2 separate regions of the Mus musculus genome follow, and region 1 is linked to region 2. Evidence: chromatin loops called from intact Hi-C (ENCODE). Cell type or tissue: heart. All regions are shown on one strand. Links, peaks and the distances in the headings refer to the core of each region. The heading gives the core; the rest is flanking DNA. Region 1 has its middle 19 kb from the start of Gm48057. Region 2 overlaps Ccdc162 (coiled-coil domain containing 162).

What was found. Peaks named below come from ENCODE experiments on the same cell type or tissue, not always from the same donor. Only the 100,000 strongest peaks of a DNase experiment are listed, where the experiment ranks them.
Region 1: a loop joins it to region 2, with 3.0 times the contacts of the local background. A loop is called at or near these places in 15 of 42 quality-filtered maps.

The regions. Positions count from the first base shown.
Region 1 is chr10:41,011,841-41,020,746 of GRCm38, reverse strand. No RefSeq gene overlaps it. Among named protein-coding and RNA genes, the nearest start is that of Gm48057, 19 kb to the left of the region's middle. In heart, for the core only: a CTCF peak has its summit at 4,864 (motif pointing left); no DNase peak of the experiment used is centred there; H3K27me3 peaks cover 287 bases.
Region 2 is chr10:41,675,199-41,684,104 of GRCm38, reverse strand. It overlaps Ccdc162 (coiled-coil domain containing 162), which reads left to right. Exons shown (of 48, transcript NM_001358562.1): 5 at 825-938; 6 at 2,313-2,507; 7 at 3,751-3,889; 8 at 5,208-5,365. Among named protein-coding and RNA genes, the nearest start is that of Mir3473b, 8.9 kb to the right of the region's middle. In heart, for the core only: CTCF peaks have their summits at 1,114 (motif pointing right) and 5,119; DNase peaks (open chromatin) are centred at 1,124 and 5,184; H3K4me3 peaks cover 585 bases; H3K27ac peaks cover 946 bases; H3K27me3 peaks cover 9 bases.

The sequences.
Region 1 (8,906 bases), core at 381-8,380, 660 kb after region 2:
TATCTTTAACAGTTTACAAGTTAGTAATTTTGATAAAATTAAGATTTAAATTTTATAAAGTCAATTAATGTTAAGTTTGAGCCTTAATAATTTGAGTTGAAGATTTCATTGAAGATACTTTAGCATCAAAAATGAAACTTTAAACCATAAATACAGTCCGTAGAGAAACTGGGAACTTTATCCGTTTATAGTGCACCATTACAGACTGTCACACTCTTGTAAGACTTGGTTTATCCAAATATCCAAAGCTTAATAAAGTTAATAAAGACAAAGAGGGTAGACATTTATCTTCAAGTCAGTAGCTGTTGAGTAGACCTTTGGAATTTATCTGGGAATTTATCTTTTAGAATTTATCTGGTGTTGAACACAGCTCACAAAAACATAAGTAGTTAGATATATACCTCTGTGTCAGCTTCTGAGTTTATCTTCATGAACTTTTCATAACATGAAAATCCATCCTAATCCAATATATTTGGAGACCTGCTGTTGCCTCCTTAATCTAAAAAGAAGATACAGTGATAAACAGAGTGCTCAGTGAGGCTAAGACATTCTATAATTATCTCTTTAGTTGGTTTATACCACATGGTCACCTTAACCAAGATTGTGGTGAAGTTGCAGGTATGTACTCTCTAACCTTAGTAAAAATGGCTGCCAGCCGCACGCTTGCCTCCATCATGATGAGGTCATCAGCCAAGGTGAAGGAAAGCCACATGGTTGCTATTTAAAAACATCAATTTTCCTAAACAAAAATTGAATTTAAGTTTTTAAAAAATGAATCACATAAGATTCAACCTTTTGTTACAAGTATTAAGCTAACTTTTTATTATAGATTTTGCAGATTCTTTAACCACACTTAATGAATTTACAAATCCCCAAATAAAAAAGTATCTACATACTAGTCTTAAAAGACTTCTTGAGAGCAGAATGTAGAGAAATCTTAGAGATAAAAGATTTAGAAGAGTGGAAAATAGGGAGTTTGGGAGTTGTAGAGCAGATAAAACTTAGATAAAAGAGGTTTGGGGATCATTTATTTGTGCGGTGGCAGAAGTGTTAGGATTTGGGGGATGAGTGTGCCAATTTTGGGCCGTTGCCTGAGTTGTTCTGAGACCAAGCTCTTTGCAGTAAGATTTCAAGGCTTTAATAAAAATCCTATGAGTCCAAGGAGGAAATTGATTCTAAGGGGAAAAGGAAAAAGGGTCGTAAACCTGAACTCCTCTGGAAGAGTTCCTATAAGGTCCAAGAGGGAGCTGAGCATCAGAAAACGGGGTTGCAGTGAAGAATTCCACCTATGGAAGGATTCCAGCACCATACTGTAGAGGCCCAGAGAGCATAGAGAACCTGCAGACCATAGCACGAAGCTTGGGGATGGGATGGGGCGGGGTGAGGAACCATGAGGGACAAGGGTCACAATTTATAGGCCCAGGAGGGTGGGAGGGTGTAGCTGTTAGGAAGAGGGGTAACTGTTTTAATAAAGAGCTGCCCAGGAAGAGTAGCAGGCTCCAGGAGCTGAAGAGATAGAGAAGACATATACAGAGTAAGAGAAGAGACACTACGGGTTAGAGAAGGTGGAGGGAGGAAGCGGCTGAAAGAGGCAGATGCCAGAATTTAGAGATTCAGATGCTAGGGGAAGAGAAGCCCCGCCCCCAGGCTGGAGAGGTTTAAGGTAGAGGGCGGGGCGAGAAGTGCTGGGAGGAGCCACTGGTACAGAGTTTCTTTGAGTTTCTCCCAGGTTTCTTTTTTTTTTTTCCCATTTTTTATTAGGTATTTAGCTCATTTACATTTCCAATGCTATACCAAAAGTCTCCCAGGTTTCTTTGGGACTTGACATCTGCCATTCTCATTTCTCTCTCATTAGCCTTCCAATGTACAGAAACTGTTGACCACACAGGCTTGTCACACTCACATGCCAGGTTCTCCCTCCCCTCTGATGACAATAGCTTGTGTCTAGTTGACATGGAACTAACCAGTGCACCTGGCCTGTGAATCCTCCATGTCTCTGCCCCTCCCTGATCATGAAATCTCTGCTTCATCCGACCCACAGTTTCTGCTTTGAAAAGCTTGGTGCTTTAAAGGCTACAGCTACACGTTAATGGAAGTGTATATTAAGCTGTAAAACCCTCCAAATTTGCTCTTATGAATCAATATTTTAATCAAAGTCAATTTTTAAATTAAAAAATTTTAGGCTATTCTAGATCATTTGCATTTCTCTACCATTTTTAAAAATCAGTTTGCCAATTTCTGCAGAATTCCCTTTGGGCTTTTTCCCCTTTCTCCCTCCCTCCCTCCTTCCCTCCCCCATTCCCTCCCTCCTTCCCCCCCTTCCTTTCTCCCTCCCTCCCTTCCTCCCTCCCTCTCTTCCTTTCTTCCTTCCTCCCTCCCTCCCTCCCTCCCTCCCTCCCTCCCTCCCTTCCTCCCTCCCTCCCTCTCTCCCTCCCTCCCTCCCTCCCTCCCTCTCTCCCTCCTTCCCTCCCTCCCTTCCTTCCTCCCTCCCTCCCTCTCTACCTCCCTCCCTCTCTCCCTCCCTCCCTCCCTCTCTCCCTCCTTCCCTCCCTCCCTCCCTCCTTCCCTCCCTCCCTTCCTTCTTTGATTCAGAGTCTCACTCTGTAGCCCAGGATAGCCTGAAACCTGTGCTCATCTTTCTGCTCCAGCCTCCTGAGCACTGAGAGCCCAGGTAGGGTCCACCAGCACACCCAACTACCTCTGATATTTTCATTGTAAATACATTTAGTCTGTAGATTAATTTGGAAAGAATTGACATTTTAAGAACAACGAATCTTTCCACAAACATGGCATAATCTCTCCACTTACTTATCCATTCACACTGAGTAGAAACCGTACGTGGAAGTTGGAATTCGGATCTTTTCTGGTGGAAGGGACAGACAATTTTGTAAGGTGCTTTCATTGTGAAGAAGTTTACAGTCATGAGTGGAAATAACCAAAAATACTGTCTAGTACTCCATGCTGCTAAGTGGTCATGTTTGGTAGCTTAGGATACCAAATGCATTTTCAGCTCCTGCCAGTTTCAACTTGTAGTGGGTTATCAGTGTGTAACTTCTGCTGCAACCAGACCTGTGTGTGAATTCAGACCGATCTGCGTATACTTCACAAAGCTGTGCCAATTTCTGCAGAATTCCCTTTAGAGACCCTTGGGCCACAGGATCTAGGCCAAGCTGTTGGAGGCAGCTGACTATTCTTGCCAAGTGTCACTGTTCTGCCCACCAGCCCTCTTCCTGTCAGCTCACCTTCAAATGTCCCAATCCTAGGATGTTTTAGAGTCAGAAACCTTGTGACTGGAGGCAATCCATGTCACCTCTCAGTGCTTCGGTTTTCATCTGTAAAATGAGAATAACTATAGCAATTTTTCGGGGCAATTATGAAGGTAGAAAGAGGAGTCACCTAGAAAGAGTGTCGACAGGCCTGTGTCAGTGAGTATGACCATGGCTACAATTTTGCAGAGTGGCTCGTTCTTGAGGTGGACATTCACACTAATCCTCCCTGCCCTGTTAAGGAAGGATTCCTCACTTTCCCTCATCCAGACTGGTGTGTCAGGGTTCTATTCAAAATCTCACTTCCCAAAGGTCTGCTGCCCGTCTCCTCTGCAACCCTTCTTTACCTCACTTAGGCTCCACAGCCTCCAGCTGCTGAGGGAGCAATGACTCCCACAGGCAACTGCTCATCCACACCTGCAGGCAGGGCCACATGACTCCTGCTGCAGGCGACCCCTGGCTGTGCTCAGGCAGAGCTGTCCAAGTAAACATATGCTTCAAATGCATGCACCTGGGGTCCTCACAGCCCCCTACTTCCTGGTGTGTTAGCATTCCAGTCGTTTGCTGAAGTCACAAGGTTAGCCCCATTGGCCCATGAAACCCCACTCCAGCCAAACACTTCTTGAGGTTGTGCTGTGCCCAGATCAGCATTTAATCACGTTTCCATCACAACACAGTGAGAAATGTGTGACTGGCCCTTAGCAACAGTCTCTCCAGAAAGCTAGCCCTATAGAGAGCTTATTAAGTTAGCCGAGCACACGTGAGGCACAAGCTAAAAACAGACGTGTGCTGCCTGGAACCTCATGCGGCACATGGCCGAGCTGGGAAGGGAAGGGATAGGGCTTTGCTGGCAAATGAGGGCAGAGAAATGAGGAGATGCAGGCCCAGGTTCCTGAGGTCACTAAGCTATCTCAAGGGCTAAAGACCCCTCCCCTCACCCAGCTCAGACTGTCAACCAGCTGCTCTCAGGTCCCCATGCTGGGAAGCCCTCTGTGATCCCCCACAGCTCCTTTGTGTCATTTAGGACCCAAGAAAGAGATCTACCTGGAACTGCCTGCGAAGGAAGAATTAAAATTTAACACTTATTTTTTTTTTCCAGCAAGCTCAGGACGCACCATGATGCAAATATATTCTTGTCAGATGAGGCTAGTCAGACTGGTAATCCCCATGCTCAAACAGCTGAGGCAGGATTATTGTGAGTTCAGGGCTAACCTGAGCTACAGAGTAAAACCTTGTCTCAAAAGGGATGGGGCAATGGAGTTGTGGCTCAGTTGATGGAGTGTTTGCCTAGCATGCCTGAAGCCCTGGGTTCGATTCCCAGCACTGCATAAACTGGACATGGTAGGGAAGACCTGTAACCCTGAACTCAGAAACTCAAAGCATAAGAGTCAGAAGCTCAAGGTCGGTTCTTGGCTACATAACTAGAGGAAAGTCAGCCTGGTAAACATGAGATCCTATCAGAAAAAGAAAAAAGTTCTGGGGGCTGAAGAATGGCTCTGTAGTTAAGAGCACTTGCTGTTCTCCAAGAGACTGTAAGAGCATGTCAGCTCACAGCTATCTGTAACTCCAGTTCCAGGGAATCTGACACCCTCTTCTGGTCGCCACTGGCACTGCATATTTGTGGAGCAGGTGCAGGCATGCACACATGCATGAATAAAAAAATGAATACCTCCGAATGCCCTATGTAGTGCCCTGGACACGCCCCTCCATGGCCTCTCTCCTGGTGAAATATGATTGAGCGTTTGCTCCTCAGGCAGGGGGCCTGATGGTGGTCCTGAAGATGACCAGACTGCAGAGTTTTGCAGCCCCCTCTTCACATTCTGCTGCACACACATGTGCCCACTGCAGCTGGTGAAGACCTAGACATTTCATCTGGTGACAATTGCCAATGACTTCAATGCAGCACACCAAATGCTCTAATGGAAGCAAGCAAAGCTGTTGGGGCTGGTTTTGTGTGCTGTGTATTAGCTGCTGAGTTCTGGGCCCCAAGATCAGGTTGCAGTCTGGACATGGGCATTGTATTGACCAATGTGCTATAACCACGAGGAGAGAGGAGAGAGAAGGAAGTCTCTGTGAGGCAGGATAGATTATGAGCACATGGCCAAGAGAAAAATCACCTTAAGGACACACCTGGAACAGAACCAGATGCAGATGGTGAATAATGGGGCATTTATCTGATTATTGACAATCCAGCAGCGTTAAAATAGCTCAGAATCTGCCCAGCACAGTGGCAACAGCTTGTAAACAAAATACCAGGTTTCTGTGTCTCTTATTTGGGAGCTAAATGGGATATAGAGTGTAGCAAACCCCTCCCCCATAAAATTCATTTAATACAAAGCCGTCTGGATTCAGAAGGAAGGAGGGATGACCCAGACAGGAAACTGGAAACGGCTGCATGGAAGACTCTGCATTTATCCTGGCCCTGGCCTCCCTAGTCCCAGCACCTGCAGGTTTGTCCTCCTCAGTGCCCAGCTGACTCTACCAAGCTCTAGGGAAGTGGCCAAAAGGAAGGCATTCTAAAGCCTGGATTATGGCCTGCTCCTAGGTACCCTGAGCAACCTCAAATGACGCTGCTTTTTCTGTTGCTGGGAAACCAACTGGATGCTGCCTAAGGGACTCTGGCTTCGGAAACAGACATCAGGGACCCTGTGACCTTTCCTGTCCTTCCCTTTCCTCATGAAGCCCAGATGAAGTCTTGGAGGCCAGGGTAAAATAGTTCCTTGTTTCATTTTGGTGCAAAAATAGGTAAGCAGACTATGGCAAATTGTTGGGTCTACAATGACTTAGCATTGCAAGACAACCTTGGCCACCTTTGCCAGCAGCTATCCTTTAAGCTCAACTCAAGAGCGGTGAATACCAATCCTCTTCCCTGGAAAGTAAGGTAGCTTTCTGCATTACAGGGAAGCTGACCTAGAAGATGGAGCACAAAGAATTTGTGGCCAATTTCTGGAGATAAGGAGATAGTCTGAGAACAGGGAGGTCAGTGTGCTTAACTGGAAGTCCTAGCAGGCCATCTGGACAAGAGGAAGTGTTTCAGGAAGTGTTAGGGGTGTAGACATTGAGGAAGGTACAGAATTTAAATCTAGATCACCAGATGGAATCTCCGGTCCTCACCAGAGCTAGCAGGTGCCTGTATGTGCAGCAGACTAGAGAGAGGGATGCTAAACTTTGAAGTGTGGGCATCTTCAAAACCACCATCAGGCCTCCTTCCCAAGGAACAAACCCTCAATCATATTTCACTAGCGGAGAGGGTAGCTCTCTCATGCCTGTTTCTGAGTCTAAGACTAGTGAACAAGGAGGATAGCTCTGCTAATCAGAGACAGCACTATCGTTAGGAACAGAGGAGTCTGTGAGCCCCCACAAATGAGGAGAAAATATTCTCATAGGCCGTGAAGCACTGTATAAATGTTAGGGGGTTTTCCCACTAAAGAAATTGGTGTCCCCACTACAGATTGAGCCAGTATCCACAGTTCATGACCTCCTGGCAGCTAGTATGACCTGCTTCACTCCCATCTTCCCCACTGAAAATTATTCTTCCATGGGTTTATTTGAGACACGTTTATTGAACAGCCTCCGTGTGCTGGGCAATGGACCCAGCTTAGCAGAAGGCATGGATGATGCCCCTTGAGAAATTCAGGCTCTGATTTAAAAAAAAATGTTCTAAAGGCATCATTTATACCAGACAGGACAGCATTCAGTGGTTAACCTGTCTGCAGTAACTTTGCAATGCAGGACTATCTTGGTCAACTTCACTATCCTTAACCCTAAACTCTGGCAAGGTGAATTCAGACCCTTTCCCTTGAGTCCACAAGAGGCGAGCTTTCTCCTAGAAGATCTGAAAAGAAACACACGGGATGTGGCTTCCTCTGGGGAGGAACACAGATGGCATATTAATGAATTCTTTAGCAAGGACTGATTCAGCTGTAGCCACCAAACATACATCTGTGTTTTGAAAGGTGGCCCGGATGCAAGAGGTCCTTCCACAGGCAGCCAAAGGCAAATTAGGATAAGTCCTTATTGTCATGAGCCAGACACTTAGTACATTAGCATTTTCACCTGCCTTGAAGTGAAAGTCCCAACCTTGCAAGCCACATGAACGTCAAACATCACTCAGTAACTTCATTTTGCACACTAGCCACTCGGAAACCAAGTTCTGCTTCCACGTGTGGAACTGCCTGAGCTCATGTTGGTTGCTTTTCAACTTCCCAATGACCCAGGTCACTCTTTAGTCCCAGGCATTAAGGAATCATATTCTAGTTACATATATTCCAGGTCGCAGAATAGTCATGCATGCCAGCAACTCTGTCCCTTATTTCCCCTGTCCAGATGTCCTAATCCTTCAAAGAAACCCAGATCTCCTCAGTTCCACGTACAAGCAAGGATAAGAGAGCCAAAAAGAAGGCCAGAAATGCCCAGCCTGGAATCCCAAGTCGTGATGCCCATTACAGAGCAAAGGAGCTTCATAAAGTGTCCTCTGAGAGGCTGAAAACACCAGCAAAACACCACTTAAAACTAATGGTGGAATTAAAATAGAAACCCTTCCTTCTGAGGATTTGGTCCTAAGATCTGTGGCTTCAGCATCTATGGCAATGTGATTCTCAGACCCGTCCAGGTGAAGCCCACACTTGCTGAAGGAGGATCAGGCAGCACACAACGGCTAAAACAAATTGAAAAAGCAAATGGTCCTAAAGCAAGAAGCTGAGGAAACAGTTCAGTTTGCCTTCATGTCTCCCAAGCGTGTTTGTAAGTGGCCATTGCTTTAGACAGTTAGACCTACAGAGCTCTGGGCTCACTCTTTGAGAATGGAAGAGTTACATTTATTTCCTGTGGCTTCCATCATAAATACCACAGTATGGTGGTTTAAACAATAAGAATTTCTCTTTGTATAGCTGGGAAGCCACAAATCCAAGATAAGGTGTCAACAGGGCACCCTCCCTAGACTTCTTGACTTTCAGATGGCCATATATTATATAATAATTATATATTATAATTAAAATATATTTATAATATATAACTATGTATACTATATATATGTACATATATAAACAAACACATGCATTGGTTTTCTTATAACAACACTAGTTGGATTGAATAAAATAAGTTATAAATTAAATATAAAACAGCTTTGTTTTAACTTAATCATCTCTCTAAAGATGCTATGTCTAAAATATACTCATTACTTGAAGATAACTTCAGGATATGAATTTTGGGGACCCCAGCAAGAATCTTGTCACGTGAACCTCTTTGTCAGAGTTCATCAGTTCTATAAGCCCTGTTCTGGGCATGTGGGTCCAAGGGAGGCTGATTCACCCTCTTCCCTCATCACACACATGCTCTCCAGGAGGCAGGTGCTTCTGTAGACCCAGTGCATTCTGGGAAGAACAGCCACTGGCAGAGCAGGAAATGGGGAGAAGAGAGAGAAGGTAGGAGAGTAAAGAGAAGAGAGAAAGGCGAAACCACGGTAACACTAGGAACTCAGCAGGAACAGAGGCAGCTGAGGAAGACTACCCAATCTCGAAAGCCAAGCGGGCTGCATGTCTGGAACCTGACAGAACTATACCCTTGAAAGCTGTGTGGTCGTGGTTCAGCCTCTTCCACTCTTGGCATTTTTGCTCATTCACTAGTTCATCTGTTCATTTA
Region 2 (8,906 bases), core at 298-8,297:
GCCACCTCTCTGAGCCACTAATCTTACTTGTAATGGACTTTTTGACTCACAGGTTTAGGTGTGTGTGTGTGTGTGTGCATGGATGCATGGGTACATGTGTGTGCTTGTATGTTTCCTAGAGGAAAACCTCAGGTGTCACACCTTGGGTGCTGTGATCTTATTCTTTGGAGACAGGAGTTCTCTCTTGGAGTTTGCCAAGCAGGGAAGGTCGAGTGGTCACGAGCCCTAGGGACCTACCTGTCTGTTTCTGCCTCCCCTGCGTTCTGAGTGCCGCCAGAAATGGCTTTGCTTTTGCTTTTTCTTGTCTTTTTTCCCTTTCCTTCCCTTCCCTTCCCTTCCCTCCCCTCCCCTCCCCTCCCCTCCCCTCCCCTTTCCTCCCCTTTCCTTTCTTTTCCTTTCCTTCTCTTCTCTTTTCTTCTCAACATATGTTCTGGAGATGGAACTCTGGTTTCTGTGTTTTTCTGAAAAGCATTTTACTGATCCAGCATTTCTCCCAGCCATAATTTCAGTTTCTCCACCCAGAACTTCAGCTCGACTTTAAGCCTATAGTATCCTAAGTCACTGCCAACAGTCCAGTAGCTGACGAAGGAGCTTGTGACCAGTTAATTCAGTAGCAGATCACAGAGATTTAGACACATCTGCTTGCTCTTGTTGCTTTACATCGGAAGGATCTTGAACCAGACTTCATTTGATGGTGTTCCTGTAAGAAAAAAAAAAGTATTTTCAAAGCAACCATCACCTATATTGTTAGTGTTCGTAAGGCTCGATCAGCCCCCTTTCTATAATTATATTCTGGTAAGTGCTTATTTTTGTTGTTGGTAAAGTATTACACAGAGAGAATTACGCAGCTGGGCCAGAGTAAATATTTGCACGTGCTGAGGTGGAAGAGGCTCTGCCAGACCAGTATGGCCATGGAAGAACTCTACCCTCTTTATAAGGTAAGGGGCCAGGGAGCAGACCCGGTGGGAGAGCATGTATCTGTGCATCGCATATGTAATGATGTATATGTATATATGATATATGGATGTAATTTTAAAAAGACTTTTATTTTCATTTTAAATTAATGTGTTTATGTGTGTGCACACATTAGTCCACATGGATGCAATGCTCATGGATGCCAGAAGAGGGCAGCAGATCCCCTTTAAAACTGGAGTTACAGCCAGGTTGCTAGGAGCTGCCTGTGTGAGTGCAGCTGGCATGTTTAACCACGGAACCATCTCTAGTTGCTTTATATATGTATTTTCTAAATAAAGCAACACGGCCAGTAAGCTTGTCGTTGTTGTAAAGGACAATGTGGCCGTGATGTCGGTCATCCCATTGGTTGCTCAGGGTGGCCCTGATGTCCTCCTTACAGCTCTCTGTGCGTACCCTGAAGCTACTTGCTGGGTTGAAGGCCTCTTTAGAGGACAAGCAGTGTTTGGTTAAGGACGTACACTTAACTCCAAACATGCTTGCAAGGCCCATTTGTAGGAGAACGTGGTAGTCAAGCCCGAGCGAGGCCCCACACATGGCAGGCTGCCTTTCTTTTTAAAAGAAACTGACAACTAAAGATAGGAAAGGAACCGATGGACATGCCTTCTCCTGTGCTCTGCCATAAAGTAGCAGAAGACAAAGATTGCTACTTTTGTTATTGTTGTTGTTGAGACAGGGGCTCAGTATATAACCCAGGCTGTCCAGGAACTCACTGTGTAGCCCAGGCTGGCCCAAACTCACATAGATCCATTTGCCTTTGACTCTCTTTTTGTTTTTTTGGTTTTTTGGTTTTTTTTGGTTTTTCGAGACAGGGTTTCTCTGTATAGCCCTGGCTGTCCTGGAACTCACTCTGTAGACCAGGCTGACCTCGAATTCAGAAATTCTCCTGCCTCTGCCTCCCGAGTGCTGGGATTAAAGGCGTGTGCCACCACACCTGGCTTGCCTTTGATTCTTAAGTGCTTGGATTAAGGTGTGTGTCACAGTGCCAAAAAAAAAAAAAAAAAAAAAAAAAAAAAAAAAAAAAAAGATTCCTACTTTGAAAATGAGCCCTGACATAATTTTTACCTAGGACCTAGGACATGTGCATTTTTTTTTCTTGTAGACTTGGCCAAAATAGGAAGGTCGGAGGTAGACTCCTGATACCAAACACCCTCCTGCACTGTTAAATTGCTGTCCCTCAGAGTTGGGAGAGTAAGACACTGCCTCTCTCAACTGAATCCAAACTGTAGAAGAACTTGGGGGGGTGGGACTCAAAAAGTCCCTTATTTGCCGCCCAGACAGCATTGCAGAGAACAATGCTTGCCAACAGCCCACGGTGTGTCTGTATCTCTCTTAAACAGAAACAAGTTGACTACATCATGCAGGAGTTCAACGACTCAGTTCAGAGAGCAGAAAGGCTGTCGGTTGCTAGAGAAAACTTACTTATGGGAAAAAACAACCGTCCCGACCTGGTGACTCAGGAGGACCTGGCGATTTATACCAGGTGGTTAGTGTGTCACCTGCATGCTCTCAGGACCATCCATCACTTCCTGCAGGTAGTAGGACCCTTAGTGTGCCGGTACACATGCCCTGGGGAAGGGGAAGGGGAAGCACGGTGCCCTGACATGAGGAAACATTCCCCAGCCAGCACTCTGTCCATTTGGCTCTCTCAGGAAAACCTCTCCCGTTCTGCTTGGTATTCATTCAGTTCTTGCTCCCTTTGGTGTCTTAGGATTCAGGGACTTCCATTCCGGCACACGGCTTTTCCTTGGCAGAATGTAATGAGGAAATCATGTCAGGATGCTTGTCCTGGGCCATGCAGCAAAGCCTTGGCCTTTGCTAAAAAGTAACAGGGTCCCCTGCTGGTTGGAAGGGGTGGAGGCGCACGGGGGGGGGGGGGGGCGTGAGTAAATTTCTATTACAATGTGATGGGGTTAGAAAGCGGAGCTGGGCTGGACATGGTGGTGTTATCTAATCCCAGTGGCTAAGTCTGGAGGGTCTTGATTCTGAGGCCAAGCTGGTCTCTGTGGTGAGTTAAAGATTAGCTTTATACACAGTGATAACCTGTCTCAGAACATAATGACGAGTAATAAAGTAAATAGTTAAGGTGGCTTTAGTAGCGCAGGTGTAGAATATGCACCATAGCTTGAGCAGGGCCAGGAAGGAGTTCTGTCCCCAGCATTGCCAAAGCAGCCAGGGGGTCAGGGGACAGTATGGAGTGAGAATTATGAGGGTGATGCCCTAAGTCAGGTTAGAGGATCCCCAAAGAAACCCGGTGGTCACCCGGATCCATTCCCTCTGCAGAGCCAGCGAGCGCTGTGGTCTGTACTTCTTTCTCTCCTCTGTCACATGATCGTACAACCATGCACTCCTAAACCTGGGTCTTGGGGCTGGAGAGATGGCTCAGCTGTTAAGAGCGCTGACTGTTCTGAAGGTCCCGAGTTCAAATCCCAGCAACCACATGGTGGCTCACAACCATCTGTAATGAGATCTGACTCCCTCTTCTGGAGTGTCTGAAGACAGCTACAGAGTACTCACATAAATAAATAGCTCTTTAAAAATAAATAAATAAATAAATAAATAAACCTGGGTCTTTCTCCTCACACCCTGAGCACCTGTGCTTTCCCACTCAAGTCCATGACCACTGTGGGGAAGAGGAAGTGTTTCCTGGTTGGTGGCAGCTGGGTCTCCCAGCTCCAGCCTCTCTCATGGGGAAGGTTTCTGAAGTTTCAGCCCTGTCTCCCTCCTTCTCTGTCGCAACCTAGGCTGACCTGTGCCCGCTCGGGTCTGTCTCTCTAGGCACTCCAGTATCTGCCCATCTCCAGGGTGCTGAGCCTAGCTGCTAAGCAAGTCTCTGGATCTAGTGAGGAAGATGGCAAAGCCTGTGTCACTGACCTTCACGCTGCATCCCCTGGTCCTCTGGGTCCCCATGTTTCAGGTAAGAGCCTGGCCTTTACTAGCGTAGAGCAGGGGGCCGTGATTACTGTGACATAGTGTTTCTATTTCTGCAACAAACCATGATGACCACAAAGCAAGCTGGGGAGGACAGGGTTTATGCTTCCACATTGCTCAGTGTTGGAGGCAGGACAGGAACTCGGGAAGGCAGGATCCTAGAAGCAGGAGCTGATGCAGAGGCCGCGGAGGGGCACTGATTACTGGCTTGCTGCCCATGGCTTGCTCAGTCTGCTTTCTTTTTATTTATTTATTTATTTTGGAATACCCAAATCAAGGCATTTTTTAAAAAAGATTTTATTCATTATATGTAAGTATACTGTGGCTGTCTTCAGACACACCAAAGGAGGGCATCAGATCTGATTATGGATGACTATGAGCCATCATGTGGTTGCTGGGATTTGAACTCAGGACCGTCGGAAGAGCAGTCAGTGCCCTTAACTGCTGAGCCATCTCTCCAGCCCCTCAGTCTGCTTTCTTACAGCACCTAGGACCACCTGCTCAGGGATTGCACCATCCACGATGGGCCAGGCCCTCCTCATTAATCACTAATAGCTGGATCTTATGGAGGCACTTTCTCAATTGAGGTTCCCTCATTTCAGATAGCTTTAGCTTGTGTGGAATTGACATAAGACTAACTGGAAAGGCCTGTTTGGACCACTGTCTTCCTATATGCCAAAGTCACATCTTTGTAATAAGTTGTAATTTGATAGTAATATTTTTTGATGAAAGACAGTAGCCATGACTGTAGACATTTTGTCTCCATCTTTACAACTAGTAGGTTAAGAGGCAAGTGGACTGGCTTCCAGGCCTGTTTCTGTCACCCTGGTCCTGCATATCACCTCCTTACGCCTCAGTTTACCCATTGCCATACCAATCCTTCCCGGTGAAATGATTTCTGAGACTTGGTTCAGGTTTTCTGTTACACAGCTGCCAGAGAATTTAGTCGTCAGGATCAATTTCGGTCTCTCTGCTCTTCTTTTGTGTTCCGGAGAACTGAGAAGTCGGGTCAGGTTTCTGCCGAGTGCCCTTGAGTGACATTCCCGTTGTATACAGAATATCCCAGGAGCTCTAGCGGGTTTCTCCTGAGGGCTGTGAGATCATTGAGAGTACTTGCACCTCCCCAGGAAAGCTTATGGGGGCTGGGTGGCAAAAAAGGTGCAGGCTTGCCTGGCACAGGGTCAGGGGAGAACAAAACGGCTCCCCACCAGCAGAGGGCCTGCTTCCAACTCTCTCCAAGGCCATCTGCTGTCTCTGCCGCCTCCCACTCACTGGTCGCGCTCTTGATTTTGGATATTTTTCAGGGTCAGGGAGAACAGATGCTGCGTTTGTCTTGCCTCAGCACGTGACAGACAGGGATGATCTAAAACCTCAGCTGAGGCGCCTCCTCTCACATTTCCACATCCCAGACGATGTGCAAAAGCTGAGCGACTCAGCCAAAGAGATGGGACTCTTTTCCTCGGTACACAATGCATTCTTACTATAAATACAGGAGGTTGGAAGAAAGGCTTAGTATTTGCTACAAAGTTTCTCGTTTGTTTGTTTGAGACCAGATCTCATATAGCATGGGCTGGCTTCAAAGTAGCTGTGTAGTGGAGGGTGACCTTGAACTCCTGATACTCCTGTCCCCCCCCCCCCCTTGAGTTTCTTGATTAGGTGTGTGTAGCCACACATGACACAAAGCTGTTTCTTTTTTCTGCCAATGCTTTTTTCTAGAGTAATAATATACAATGTAATAAGCCATCTTCCTGTTGGGAAGAGCCTCCTTTCTGTAAGAAGAACAAGACCTGATGATAGCTAAGCCTAAGGGATTTTACCTTTTGGGTTTTTCCCCCTGTAGGTTTTAGAGACACAGTAGGAGGATATGGGCTGAAGAAGATATACATGTGCCCAGGGTTAGACAGACATCCTGGGAGAGTTGTCAAGCATCTACAGCCCAGAGTCTGAGATGGGACTGCAGTATGTTTTGTTTGTGTTTTGGTTGCAATATTCTTTTTTTCCTTTCAATTATTTATTTATTATATGTAAGTACACTACTGTAGCTGACTTCAGACACTCCAGAAGAGGGCATCAGATTTCGTTACGGATGGTTGTGAGCCACCATATGGTTGCTGGGATTTGAACTCAGGACCTTTAGAAGAGCAGTTGGCGCTCTTAACCGCTGAGCCATATCACCAGCCCTGGTTGCAATATTCTTGACATACTGGATAAGGTTCTACCCACTGGGACTCACTGTGTCCTGAATGATGCGGCTGGATGCAGGCCTGGCCTCTTCCACTGTAAATCCTGCTGCCTTCCAACAGGAAACCTCATAGTAGCAGAAGCCAGATTAAAATTACTTTCAGAGGGAAAGATGAGGCAGTGGATACAGAACTTCAGAGTTATAACTTAAAACAACAACAACAACAAAACAACAACAACAACAACAACGGTTTCAGCAGTGAGCTATCTTGTTAGCCCTAGTTGTAAATTATTTGCAAGATAAAAATCAGCTGGGTGACCTGATCAGGCTCAAATCTAACCTGGGTGGACTTGAATGACCTCGGGATGGGAAGTTGCTACTTTGTCTCCCCATCCCCACCACCGGTGGCTCCCTGGCCCCGCCCCCTGCCAGTGCTGGGGGCGGAGCTCACTTAATAGCATACTGACCATGAAGATCCACTTGGATTTGTTTTTGTGCCAACATCATTTACAGGACTGTGTTTTTGGTCTGTAACCCTTAAGCCCACGCGATCTCATTCCTCTGGATTTTTGGAAAATCGTGTAGCTTTGCCTCCCCCCCTCCCCCTCCCCTCCCCCTCCCCCTCCCCTCCCCCTCCCCCCTCCCCCTCCCCCTCCCCCTCCCCCTCCTCCTCCTTATAGGATTTTGTGTAGCTCAGTGTTCTAGTTATAATGGTCCTACTATTGCTGTGACGAAACACCAAGACTAAAAGCTACTTGGATGGACAGGAAAGAGTTTATTTGGCTCACATTTCTTATCACAGTCCACTGAGGGAAGCCAAGGCAGGAACTCAAACAGAGCAGGAGGCTGGAGGCAGGAGCTGATGCAGGAGCTGATGGAGGGTGCTGCTTACTGGCTTGTCCTCATGCCTTGCTCAACCTGCTTTCTTATAGTACCCAGGACCACCCGCCCTCACTGTAAGCAAGGCTGCAGTGAAATATTGAGCTAGACCACTCCATGGGTAGACAGAAAGGTTTACTGGGGATTAAGCCATCAATGCAGTCTCTGGGGGCGGGGTGCAGAGAGAATGGCAAGCTGGTGGCCTTGCCAAGTTTTTAAGGCGATAGGTAGCAGCCTAGGGGTGGGGGTGGGGCTGGGGGGCAGTGTGAGCCAGATCAGTCTAGAAGCTAGCATGGGAGAAGCTAGCACGGGAGAAACTAGCATGGGAACTTTGATCTGCTACAGGCTTGCTTGAGTTAATCAGGAACTAGAAAATTCATTGCCAGTAGTAGTTGGCTGTAGGAGGCAGATGATGGACAAGCTGAAATGTGCTTCATAAGATTCCCGAGCAATGGTGAGCGCAGGTACCAGTCCTCCGGTCTGCACAGAGTCATCCTGAGCTGAGCCCAGACTGTTGTTAGGACATTGTCAGCAGCACTGCATTTTGGGTGCCTTCTTTAGACCTAATAATCACTAGTTAGGAAAATGCCCAACAGACTTGCCTACAGCCGGATATCTTAGGGAGGCATTTTCTCAACTGAGGCTCCCTCTTCGCTGATGGCTAGCTTGTGTCTAGCCAGCAAACCCAGGCTGGTTACAAAACTCATGGCAAGAGTTCCTAGCTTTGGCTTTCTTAGAGCAATGCTGTGAGGAATGTTAGTTGTGTTCCCAAGATGGATAGTGGCAGTCCAGTGTGTGTGTGTGTGTGTGTGTGTGTGTGTGTGTGTGTGGTGAGAGAGAGAGAGAGCGCCTGAGTATGTGTGTGTGCGTGAGAGACAGAGTATGTGTGTGAGAGAGAGAGTGAGTGTGTGTGTGTGAGAGAGAGAAAGAGTATGTGTGTATGAGAGAATGTGCATATGTGTGTGTGTGGTCTTTTTTTTTTTTTTTTTTTTTTTTTGGTGCTTTAATGCCCAAGGTTGGGGTCAGCCAACTGCAGCCTGAAGCCCACCACCTGTTCTTCCAAAATAAAGTTCTGTTGGGAGCCAGCTGTCTTGGTCCATCCCCGCTCCTGAAACGACATGCCACAAACTGAGTGGCTGCACCAAGAGCTTCTTACTGCTTTGATGGCTGAGACATGGGGAAGGCTTTGTGCCTCATAGATGTTACCTTTGTATGTGCCTTCCTTAGTAGAGGGCAAAGGCCTCTCAAGGCCTAATCCTACCCCAGTCCCTTCACCAGGGGAGGTGGGTTAGGACTGCCACACAGAAAGTTTGTGAAAACCCAAATCTGCAGATGCCAGCCTCCTCGTGCCTGTGTATGTGTTATTGGTGGCTGCTTTTACACCCCAGTGGCAAACCTGAAGAGTCATGGTTTGCAGACACTGAAATATTAAGTGTCTGGCTCCTTAAGGATGATTTTGCTGCCCAGCCCTAGAATAGCATCTCTCTCAGCATCCTGCCTTGATGCCCATAGCCACGCATCCATGTGTCCATGGCTCTGGTGTTTACATGTCACACATAGCTGTGGAATGCTTGAAATGTAGTTAGTGCGAGATTGATTTAGTTTTAACTAGCTCATACTGAGATGTTAGATAACCTTTTTTCGTCATTGTATAACTGTCCCAGTGCACTGTGGTTGAGCACAGTGGATGAGAAAGGAGCTGGCAGTCGGAAGTTAGCCATATAGCCTCTGCTGGAAGGCGTGAGAAGGAAAGGAGGCAGGTCCTTAGGTTCAGTGCTAGCATCTGAGCTCTTAGTAGCGGTATCCTGGGAAGGCTGCAGAGAGCAGGATTTATTTAACACTCAGAGTTCTAGTTTACCATGTGGTCAGAAAAACTGAATACTTTCCCAGTTTACTTCTTGTTTATATTTAGAGTTCAACCCAAAACATAGACAAGTGGCTG